2 separate regions of the Homo sapiens genome follow, and region 2 is linked to region 1. Evidence: read pairs that join two places in POLR2A ChIA-PET (ENCODE). Cell type or tissue: MCF 10A. All regions are shown on one strand. Links, peaks and the distances in the headings refer to the core of each region. The heading gives the core; the rest is flanking DNA.

Region 1 (5,998 bases), core at 503-5,502:
CTTCAACATTTCCCAGAAAGTCTAGTGCGTTCATATTCAAATGACATATCTCAGATTTTCTTTTGGATCTGAAAGTAGGACCCCTCCCCAACTCCAGGAAAAACTATCAGATAGACCCTCACTTTGGATTGGAAAAATATAGCCTGTGTACCCTGGGGTATACCCATCAGCCTCTGTGATTTCCTGGGATAGGCTTTTTGCTTCATTCATAATGAAGCAGACCCTGAAAGGGTGTCTCCCACTGACTTCCGCAGGCAGCTGAACCCAGAAGCAGATGCTCACCTCCCCCAGGATGGGGTGCAGGGCACTCTCAAGCTCCCCGCCCTCACAAGAAGCCTCTGCCTCTTTAGCAGGCTGCCCCTGCTCTGAAGCCACTGACTGTTCCTGGCCTGCATGTTTCTTACAACGCCTTCAGCAGAGATGGAGATTGTGGTTAGTGTCTGGGTACCTCAAGGGGCTGGGGAATTCCTCATGCTCTGGTTGTGATCTAGAAGGGAGGAGGCTCTGATGTCAGCTCTCCCCTCCTGCCCCCAGGAGCATCAAAAGAAAATACAATGAGATATTACCAGGCATTACGGAAAAGTCTCTATCGCTGAATACAAGTGTGTGCTGCATCACCTTAGGATAAATGCCAGGGTTGATGCCTACCCTCTGTTTCCCAATTTTTCTTGCTTGCTCACTTGGCAAAACTAGTCCAATCTATAGAAATTGGGAATGGAAGAGAACACAGACAGCCCTTTCTAAGGAAGCACCTCCCACCTGCTCTCCAAGCAGCCCCAGCCCCATTCCAGAGAAAAGAAATATGAAGGCCCCTTTTCCAATCTCCTGCCAATACGCCACCCAGGCCTCTTTCCCCTGAACTCTTCTCAAGGCTAGAGAGAAATCTTTGGTTCCACTCATTATTCCATTTGTCTTCTCTAACTGGGCAGGATTATGTTTGGAAGTAGCTGCTTCTGAAGCTGACACTTTAATGCTTGATTTTTAAAAACCTTATTGTTTAAATACCAGTTTTGCCTCTGAAGTAGCCAAACCTCACGTCCTGTCTGTTAATTATCAGCTGCTAAGTAGCACTTTTCTCATTGGAGCTGATGAGCTCTGGGCCACTGAGGGTAAGAATGCCAATGCAGGAAAAGGAGGCTCCAGCACTGGTGCTTGCTTGCACTTGGGGATATCAAGCCAAGTAAGACATAGTTCTTGTCCGCAAGGAGCTTGGTCTAGCAGGGAGGGCCTGGCAGGGGGCTGTAATTTGAGTGCATAGCAGTCATGCAGGCAGAATGAACCCTCACTAGGGCAGAGGAGGGAGGCAGTTCTGCCTGGAATTGGGCAGGGGAGTAAGGGGGTAAAATCTATTATGAGCCTTGAAGGATAAATACAGTTCTACCAGAAAAAACTGAAGATAAGCAAATGTAAGATCCAAGAGAAGATGTGGAAGCAGATAAATGCAAGGCAGAGCGGGAAGGAGTGCTCTCCTGGAAGGCAAAGTGTGGAAGGCAGGACAAACCAGCTTGCTTGAATGCCACGTTCAGGAGTTTGAATTTTACACTGGAAGTGAAGGGAGGCTACTGAAGGTCTCTAAACAGAAATGACATCTGTCATTACCGGGAATGGATGGCTGAATCTCTCAATGTCTCTGAAGAAAACCAGGTCGGTGTTAACAAGTGCTAACATGCAAAGAAGCAGGGACTCTTCCCTACGGAGCAGGATGCAGAGAGGCAGACACACACATGGCCCTCACCGGCTGGATGGCCCTTGGGCTGTCCCTGTAGGGCTCCACTGAGATTCAGACCTTTCCTCTGGCTCTCAGCAAGGCCTGACAATTGGAAGGATCCTGGAATGATGTTGCATCTCTGCATCTCCCTAGAGCCCTTGGCAGATCAAGCACTCTGACGCATGCCATGACTTGGAGTGGCAGGGACCACACCACAGCTGCCCTCAAATATCTGCTGAAGACTGAGTGCAAGGATGAAGATGACGGTTCTGCGAGGCTCTAAAGATGCAATGAGCACCAAAGGATTTCATGACCTCAAAGAACCAAATCTCAAGATTCGAAAAACATAGAACTTTAACAACAGCGAATTTTTCCTTAATGGTAAGGTTTTCTTGAAAAGGGATAAGCTCCTTACCATTGGAAGAATTTAAGCACAGGTATGATAGGTTGGTGGTTGCCAAACCCAGATAATTATCACTTGGGGAGCACATTAAAAATGCACATTCCAGGTTACCTCCTCTGAAGAGTCTTGGATTCAACTAGACACAAAGAGTGGTGCCCAGGAATCTGTATCTTGAAATGCTACCCACAAGTGAGTCTAACAATCATCCTGGTTTGGGAGCCACTGGGCCAGGTGACCATCTCTTAGGATGTAGTCCTCAACAAGGTGAACTCCTCTTTTTTTTTTTTTTTTTTTTTTTTTAGAGACAGGGTCTCATTCTGTTGCCCAGGTTGGAGTGCAGTGCAATAACGGCTCTCTGCAGCCTTGGCCTCCCAGGCTCAAGTGATCCTCCCACCTCAGCCTCCTGAGTAGATCGAACCATGTGTGTACGCCACCACGCCAGGCTAATTTTTGTATTTTTTGTAGAGACAGTGTTTCCCCATGTTGCTCAGGCTGGTCTCGAACTCCTGGGCTCAAGCAATTTGCCTGCCTCAGCCTCATGAACTGCTGGGATTATAGGTATGAGCCACTGCACCTGGCCCTACAAACTAAATACTTTTTAAGATCCTTTTCTAAATGAATACCTTCTACTTGCCCTCTCACCTGGGCTTCAAAACCTCTCCCTGTACCCTTCCTCAAATCCCCTTCCAGCTAAGTGTCTACCAGGATTAGAAAAATTATCTCAGAATCTTGCATTGTCTAAGAGACTATTCTGTGATGATAAAATGTTCTCTATCTGTGCCACATAAAACCGTGGCCACTAGCTAACCACTGAGCACTTAAAATGTGGCTGGCACTACTGAGGAACTGAATTTTAAATGTTATTAACACTTAATTTCAATTTTAATAGTCACATATGGCCAGTGGGTACCACAGAGGCCAGCACAGCTTCTCGTGAAAGAGAGCTTCTGTATTCTCAGTGGGATCCAGGCAAACAAGTAAATTCTGGCCCCACTCCCTCCACCACTCCTCTGGGCTCACCTCCAGTCTGAAGAGATGCACTGGATCACAGGGAGATTAAATTCAAAGAAGACTGCAGGCAAGGAGGGGCTCTGCAGCAGCTGTACCAGAGGCAACAGGTACAGGGAACACAGTGCCTAAACAAAAACTCTCACCCCCAAGGACTTTACCCTGTTCTGCCCAGAAACGTAATTAACACCAGCAGCTGTCATCCCATCCTGGGCAGTAGGGCCTGACACCTGGTGCCATTTCCCAGCTTCCCCAGAGCAAGCAGCCCTCGTTCTCAGGGATGACCTACAACATCCCTTAGTTGACTAATGCTGGAGTCTCAAAACTGGTTTGTACTGGAACTTTTGGCTCTACTAGGGTATAGAAGTCCAAGGGAGAGAAATTGAATCTCAAAAGAGGGAAAGAGAGAAAGCAAGCTATGTTTATTCCAGACCTCAAAAGGTTTCATCAGGAAAATAGATCATCTGTACATTTCCAAACACAACTGGCTTCTTGCCCAGCTATAGCACACAGGCCAAAATCAAACCTGACCAAGTACTCCAGATTAACATGTGTGGTCTTCTAGCCTTGATTTCTACCTCCCACTCACATTCTGGGCCCTTTTTTCCCAGCATCTGCCTTGACACAGACACACACTGAACCTACCAACAAGGTGGTTATCTGAGTTGAGAAGTAAGTATTCCCTCAGCCTTCTAAGACACAACACAGACCTGTGCAGCAGCAAAAAATGCCAGGTGGGAATCAGGAACCACCTGTCAAATTTAAACAGCTCTCAGTGTCCAGCGAGAGGAGACCAGCAACCTTCCAGGTGTGAGTGGATGCAACAGCTCTCTCACCTGGAGGACAAAGGAGAGGATTCTCTCTCAAGGTTCCCTCAGTCCAAGCACTGACTACTTCCCTTTGGAGACATAGCTGGCCTGCTGCAGAGACACAACCTCTCAGAGGAAAGGAGAGTGGAAAGTGTGGATGGGAAAGGAAGGACAAAAGAAAAACTACACAGGAAAAGCATTGCAGCGGGAGGGGCAAGAACCACCCATCACAGACCAGATATTCTTTCTGGCATTTTCTGGAAGATGGTTTTACCTGCTTCTTTCTTTATTTAAAAAAAAAAAAAAAAAAAGTAAGAAGAAGAAAGAAAGAGAAAAAAAGAAGAGAGAGAGAGAGAAAGAAACGAAAAGAAAGGAGAAAAGAAAAAGAGAGAGAAAGACAGACAGACATGTTGCAACTTCCTTTGTCACAGGACATGCTCAGGAACAAACAGACCCGACCCATTGCTTCACTTTCCCATCTGCACTAACGGTCAGCTCCATCCCAAGCCCTGACCTCTGTTCTCTCAGCTCCTGAGCTGAAGGACACAAACACGGCCTCCCTGTCTCCCTGCATGCAGTCTGCCCACTCCTTCACCTAGAAGGCTAAACTCAAGAAGGATGAGATTCTTCAGACCAAAAGAGAAGCCATATGAGGGCCCAAAGGAGGATAAAAAGGGCTCTGCCACAGCTTTAGCCCAGCCATTTCTTTTTCTTGCCTCCTTCGTGACTTCTCCTGGCTCTATGTGATGCGTTGGTTCACACCAATCTCAAGCATTGCCTATTACCAGATTCCTGGAGAGGCAGCATCTCTCCCTCCTCAGCCAGACAAAATACGGAGCCCCAGTGGAGTCCCTCACACTTCTCCTTAGAAACCATCCCACTGGACGTATTTTCATCTGCACCCTCCCCTGGCTGTGTCACAGGTATATGTCCATGAAGTATCCTCTGCCCATGCCAGGCAGTGATCCCACCCTCTACTTCCTCCCACCTTGAAGAGCCCATCATGTGTCTCTGCATCCTTTATTGGCCACCCTGGTGCCCAGACACTTACCCCCACCCACTCCCTGAAACTCTTCCTTCAGATACAAAACGAGGAACCACACCATCTGGCCTACAAGGGTCAAATGACAAAAATGCAAGAAATGGTAAGATCTGGATTTTGAGAGGAAGTCCTCTTTCATTCATTTTTATACACACGGGTGTTCGTTCCTCTAAACTGTATGTTTCCAAAGGCAGGGCCTACAACTTATTCATCTCATCGTAGCAATTTGCACAAAATAAGTATCCCATAAATATTGGATAAACTTAAAATTGCTAGGTCATCTAAGTACCCAATTATAATGGAGTCACAAAGGACCATTAGAGAGGCAATACTGTGAGCTGGAGGGAGCCTAGGTTTTAGAGTTAGACACACTTATTAATAAGCCTCAGGCTTTTGCCTTTGCACTTGCTATTCCTCTACCTGGTCCCCCTTCCCACCCCCCAAATAGCTTTTTTGTCTGTTTTATATACTGATGTATATCCAGAGCCCAAGATAATGCTTAGCACTTAGTAGGTGCTCAATAAATAATTGCTAAGGAATTATTCTGTACATGAACATGTTTCTTCTGTAAAATGGGGACTTTCACTTTGCAGTAAAAGGGTTATTTTAAGGATTAACAAGAATGTAAGTAAAACACCTAACACAATGCCTGATACATAGTATCTGCTCAATAAAGACTTGTTATTAATCTGGGAAACCTTCACAGAGTTGCTAAGTTTCCTACAGTGATCTGAATAATAGAAATTTGTTATATTGTATCAAAGTCTATCTGCTGTTTTGAGCTATCCTTAGGGGAGCTGTACAAGTCACTCTTGGCATTGCTAATTAATTTTCTTGAGTAGTAAGTTGCTTTGGATCTCAAGGGTATAGAAGGTACCCACAGGCAAATCCTGCTTAGAAAGGCAGGGGTCTAGTCTAAGCTGCTGGAAGGATCAATGTTCTAAATTCTTCTCATCTCATATAGCAGAGGTATTAAAGGGGTCTAAACCCAAGAGGATGACCCTTGACTGTTCTGCCATTCCAAGCTA
Region 2 (5,998 bases), core at 396-5,395, 240 kb after region 1:
TGCAGGGGGCTGGCGGGCTCCAGAAGGGAAGAGGAAGTCTGTAAGAGTCCCCACCACGTGTTCCCAAGTGGCTCTGAGGAGTCCTAGAAATAGAAGTGGCAATCCAAGGGTAGTGCAAGGACCAGAGGTGGAAGAGGGCGGCCCTTGACAGCAGCTGTCAGAAAGAAAATCTCATGTGACTTCTACAAAGAGGCTGAAAGTATAGTAAGAAGGGCAGGGGCTAGCTCCATTGCCATGGAGGTTTGAGTTCAGATTTTACCACCTACTGTGGATGACCCTAGCACGTCACTCGACGTTTCTCATAGGGCTGGTTTGAAAGTAAAATGAGATGAAGCTCCTGGCACCTGGTCTGCTCTGAAAAGATATTAATTTCTTTTTCCACCTCTAAGGGGCCTGAGCCAGTTTTTCACAACTGACTCGCCGGCCCAGTGCCTTAAAGGGGAGGGGAAAGGACTCGGGTGCTGGTTGGGGTGCATATGGAAGAGGCTGGGGGGCATTGCCAGGCCATACGTTTTTGCTGTGCTCAGTCACAAGGGCAAAGGGCTGAGGGACGAGGTCTCAGAGCCCAGCTCTTTGTCACCTTCAGGGGTCAGCTCTGGCTAGGAGCTTTGGGTGCAGAAGGAGGGACAAACACTGCAGCCAATCTTGCTGCTATGGCCCCAAGCAGTGGGACAAGCTGTGAGGCAGCATCCAGGCCACTGAAGGAAATCGGCGCCGGTGCCAGCGTCGTCTCTCTTCGAGGAAAAGCAAGTGTTTCTCTCATTGTCTTCACTCTTCAAACCTCCTCTGCACTGTTCCCTCCTACACTGTCAGCTAAGGACCTTGCCTTAAACTTCGCTTAGATAAAAGAAGCAATCAGAAGGGAACCCCCTCATTTCCTCCCCCACATCCACTGCCTGCCCTGTGTCTGTACTCACCTGCCTTCCCTCCCACGCGACAGCAGGAAGTGCCTCTTCTTGAGCCTCTTCTAGTGGCCATGGCCAACCCTCCCGCTTGTACCCTGCAGCTCACCCTCTCCTCTCCTGCACATTCTTCCCGTTCTACTGCATCCTGCCCACCCCACCAACAAATGCACCTCTGCACTGCCCATCTTACCCTTGTCTCTCGATGCTCCCCATTCAACGAGTTGTCAAGTTACTGCCTCTTCCCTTCCCATTTGCCACCTAACCCACTCCAGTTGGACTCATTCCCCCTCTGCTGAAAATGCTCTTGTCCAATGATTCCCTTTCTATGCCACCCTCACCTTACCCCATTGGCATTCAACAGCAGATTCCCTGCTTTGTTGAAGCATTGTCCTCTCCTGCTGTCTGTGACCCTGTGCTTTCCCAGCCATCTACCTCATTGCCACTTGCTCATTCTGCCTTCTTTGCTGGCCCCCTTCCTCTGATGCATTTCTTTTTTTTTTTCTTTTCTTTCTTTTTTTTGAGACAGTTTCACTCTTGTTGCCCAGGCTGGGGGGCAATGGCGTGATCTTGGCTCACTGCAACCTCCACCTCCCGAGTTCAAGCGATTCTCCTGCCTCAACCTCCTGAGTAGCTGGGATTACATGCATGTGCCACCACGCCCAGATACTTTTTTTTTTTTTTGTATTTTTAGTAGAGGCGGGGTTTCTCCATGTTGGTCAGGCTGGTACCGAATTCTCGACCTCAGGTGATCCACCGCCTTGGACTCCCAAAGTGCTGGATTATAGGTGTGAGCCACTGCGCCCTCCCCCTCTGCTGCATTTCTAATGATCGGGACCTTCTCTTTTTTCCATCTCCACGCTCTTCCTGGGAATCTCTGTTTGAATACATCTATAATGTAATAGCTCCTAATACGTTTTCAGGTATTATCTACCCCCAGAACTCCAAATTCATACATCCAAGGGTCTACCTGATATTTCCACTTAGATGTCTACCAGTCATATCAGCCTTGCCAGATCAAGCAGAATACTTCATTTCCTGAACAACTCCTATCTTATTAGTTTCATTTTCAGGGTAATACTCATTTTGCTTCTTTATCTGTCCTTCCTCATTAGAAAGCTCCATTAGCTCTTTTTTTTTTTCTGTTCAGTACCATATGACAGTGCTTGTACAGAGAGAAGCTTAATGTTGATTGACTAAATGACTGTCTTTAGTATATATAATATGCCAAGGTTGCTAACTCCTGAGTAAAAGGAAACGTCATATACCTATGAATATAAATCAGGGGATTCCAATCTTTTGGCTTCTCTGGGCCACATTGGAAGAATTGTCTTGGGCCACACATAAAATACACTAACACTAATGATAGCTGATGAACTAAAAAAAAATTGCAAAAAAACTCAATATTTTAAGAAAGTTTATGAATTTGTGTTGGGCCACATTCAAAGCCATCCTGGGCTGTGGGTTGGACAAGTTTGATATAAACATTTAGGTTAGATAGTCTTAAAAGACTGTTTCCTAAATTCACATACATCTGGTCTCCATTTTTGGTTTCTATCTGGAAGGAATGGACTTGTGTTTTGACAGTGTTCATTGCCACTAGTTTCCATCCAGCCCCCATCAGGACATATGAGATAAAAAGAACCATATATGGATAAAGAGGACCTAAAAAGCATAGCCTGCCTTTGCCTCAGGACCCTCTGAAAAGGGGCTCTTTGGTCCCCTGCTCACAGCCTACAAACTGGCTCCATGTCGCAGCTATTATGGGGTGCTCCTGGCCATCCCCATTCTCCCTGCAGTCAGGGAGAACTCATTCCTACCACAGAGTGGCACAGCAGCCTTGGCCTTGACTTACCCAAGGCCAAGGGCCCAGCAAGAGAAGCTCAAGATGTAGCTGTTCCATGAAAACAGGGGAAGGGAAGAGACAGTAGGCTGGAAGGGCATAGCAGAGCTGAATAGAAGATATATGAATAACGGATAGGGATGATAAACCTAAGAAGGGGTTGTAAAGTGTTCTGTCTAGAGCTGGGGGTAGGATTCCTTGCATTACCACTGAACATAGGGTACCCACTTGGAGAGATGTGATCCATCCCCAGGGGCATCTTTTATTAGAACAAGCCTGTTAAAAATAAGTGTTGGCCCTAGGGGCTCTAGGATTTGTTTGAAGTTGTTACCTTGAAATAACTTCACCCTTGAACTTAAGCTCTGCTAGACTCACAATCTGTAGGAGAGAAAACATCACCTGTATCCCCCACTCCCACCAACAGCACAAGCATATTGGTCAGCTTTTCTCCCAGAGGCAGAGGGCTGTCAAGGGCAGAATGACTCAGGGCTTTGGTTGTGGAAGAAAGAGAATCTCTAGTCACCCTTGGTTGTAGCTTGCCAAGTTTCTAAGCAACTTCTTAGGCCCCACTCCCTGAAGTGAGGAAATCTGACTAGAGATAGAAATGAGAACAGTCCTTATTGAAAACAAGGAAGGTGGATTCTGTGAAGGAAACGGTTCTCATGGCAACAGGCAGTCCAATGGTGAGCGGGAAGACTCTCTACAAAACCTATGAGAATCCACACACAGGCTAAATGGAAATGCTGGGGGAAAAACCTCCCATTCTAAATGCAAGTGTGCTGTGCCTTGGTGGGGAGGGAGAAGGTGGCTGGCTGTAAGGTCATCTCGTTGCTCTCTCTGTTGCCAGGCAGGGCTCTGTTAGCACAGACGAATCAAAATCCCTCCTGGGCAGCTGGAGTCCTGAATCAGAGATTTCAGAGAGGAGAGAAGGGATATGAACTGCAGCATCGAAACCTAAAAATGTATTTTATTTTGAAGTTGTGCTTTGGATTTTCCCCAATCCAACATCTGTTGAGTGACAGTCTTAGGTTCACACAAAGCATCTCCAAGCATACATACAATATTCCAGTTATCAACACTATTTTAAAGAATATACCATTTTACACAAATGTGACATACAAGTCAGACGCCACAACATTGCGATTCCCTGGAAGATGTGACTTCTCTTCTGCATGGGAAGTAGATCTGCACCAGCCCTTCCAGTGCTCTGCGCATCCCGGTGCTGGCATCACCGCTCCTCATCTCCTTGGGGAGAAGCCAGGGCGCCCTGAGGAGGTTGGCTGAGACCAGTGTTTCCAGTTTACAGGCTGCTGGCTACAAACTCCTCTATTTTCTAAATTGGGATGCTAGTAGCCCCACCCCACCTCTCTTCCCCGAAGACTGACCCTTCAGAGTCCACACCAGGAAAAGGATCCATGCCATGAGGGGTGGAGCAGGGCTCTTTGAAGCATCATGCTGGTTTCGGCAAGCATAGCTGAGGAAGGCTGGTCTCCCTAGGCCCTGGATGGCCAGCTCCTTTTGGCTTTTCGGTGTAAAAATCACAGTGTGCAACCTCAATTCCAGTTGTTTGCAGTGAGCTCTGCCGAGAAGGACTCTCCTCCTATCGGTTCCTAGTCCTCTCGACAGGACCATCTCACAGGTGTTAGGAGCACCAGAGATGGGGAAGACAGCTCTGCCCCCAGAGCTGGGTTTAGTAGGTGACCACTCACACACTGTTCAGTTCATGATGCAAATTAGCGCGGATGGACACTGATCAAGGGGATGGTGAACACGAGTCATGTACAGGGTTGAAAGAGAAATAAGGCAGGAGCAACAGAACAGGCCCAAAGTGTTGCCATTAAGAAAGCTTTGCTTTTACTTTCTTAGAGGGGAGTGTGCTGGAGAGAGGGAGAAAGGGCAAGTGTGGGTACCAGTTTTGATCAGTTGGATTGAAAGGAATGTAAAGTGAAAGATAGGGTTTCATTTTCAGCAAGGAAACAGATCCTTGGGTATGAAAGCCCCGTTGGCTTGGGACCTGTGTAGGCCCAGGTGACAGGCAAGAACAGGTCAGGAAACAGCAACAAAAATCAAGACTGTGGGTTGCCTCTTCTAGGCTGACTCACTTCACTGAAAGAGTTCTTCAGTTCTCCTGCCTAGCACTTGGAAAGGTTTCTCTGGTGCTGCAGGTTAGCCTTCTCATTAGTGATTTCCCACAAAGCACCTCTTTTCCTTTGCACAGGATTAAAAAAAAAAAAATCCTACCACTTTCCATAGACCTAACTACCAATTTCGCAGGTTGGTCCAAAAAGAATCTCTTCTAGGTCAAAGATAAGAAAACTCAGATTTTCCTACCAGAATGGCAACCCACCATCTCTCCGGAACTACAGAAAATAATAAGGCTAAAATATAAGTGCAGCTTTTAAACCAGAAAACACAGAGAAGAAGGATGAGTTTCAGCTTTAACTCAAGTTGCTGTCTGAGACCCATGAGCCTGGCTGTGGATGTGTCTGGTCCTGATACTCCTGGGATAGCATGATGCTAGGGGGGCCAGGAGCACAGGCACCAGGTTTGGAGACTGAATTGGAGCAGACAAGGGTATGATTTGTGCATTTTGGAAGGGAACCAGAAAAAAGGCCAGAGTAGAGCCAGAATATTCAGCATTCAAATTTTAATTTTCTTTCGATTCTGGCCTTGGGAAGACTTGAGAGCCTGTGGGGTCAGGGTTCCCTTAATTGTCCTTGTTTGCATAAATGAAAACTGGTTTTAAGAGGTAGGGTCTCCCTTTAATCTAACTAAGGCTCTCTAAGCCCCTGTTGGTCCCTGAAGAGAGACCTTGTAAAATAAGGAAACTAAGGGGTGGACTTAAAACAAGTTTTCATTTGGGAACAATTTCTGGATTAGCAAAGCTGAATTTAATTTTTTAATAGGATAATGAATTTTATGTTTTAAGTGCCAAAAACATTAGGAGGAAAAAGGACCCATTTCTTACCTTTCCCAAACCTGCCATAGACACAATAAAACTCTCTTAAGACTCTTTACCCTAAAAGGAACCAGCTATAAAACTGTCTTATACAGGAAAATGTCTTAAATGGAAAATGGTCCATCAGAGACAAAGGTAGGAACCCGAGAAATGTCTATACATTCAGAAAAACTTTAAAAGCTCCTTAATAAGACGGGGGTGTACTTCTAGGGGATGGAGGAGAGGCAAGAGCAAACACCAATGACCAATTCACATCAATGGAAAGAACACAGAGAGAAAGCCCCCAACCCCAAA

The links. ChIA-PET counts read pairs that join two places held together with the same protein. Peaks named below come from ENCODE experiments on the same cell type or tissue, not always from the same donor. Only the 100,000 strongest peaks of a DNase experiment are listed, where the experiment ranks them.
Region 2: POLR2A ChIA-PET joins it to region 1 with 7 read pairs; 2 of 35 experiments call an interaction of 5 or more read pairs at or near these places.

The regions. Positions count from the first base shown.
Region 1 is chr1:206,698,245-206,704,242 of GRCh38, reverse strand. The region is part of intron 1 of MAPKAPK2 (MAPK activated protein kinase 2); the gene reads right to left. Among named protein-coding and RNA genes, the nearest start is that of MAPKAPK2, 16 kb to the right of the region's middle. RefSeq lists an enhancer at 119-428. In MCF 10A, for the core only: no CTCF peak of the experiment used is centred there; DNase peaks (open chromatin) are centred at 3,522 and 4,392.
Region 2 is chr1:206,462,131-206,468,128 of GRCh38, reverse strand. It overlaps SRGAP2 (SLIT-ROBO Rho GTPase activating protein 2), which reads right to left. Exons shown (of 23, transcript NM_015326.5): 23 at 3,693-5,998. Among named protein-coding and RNA genes, the nearest start is that of IKBKE, 5.3 kb to the left of the region's middle. RefSeq lists enhancers at 1-281, 282-1,143, 1,895-2,114. In MCF 10A, for the core only: no CTCF peak of the experiment used is centred there; a DNase peak (open chromatin) is centred at 3,278.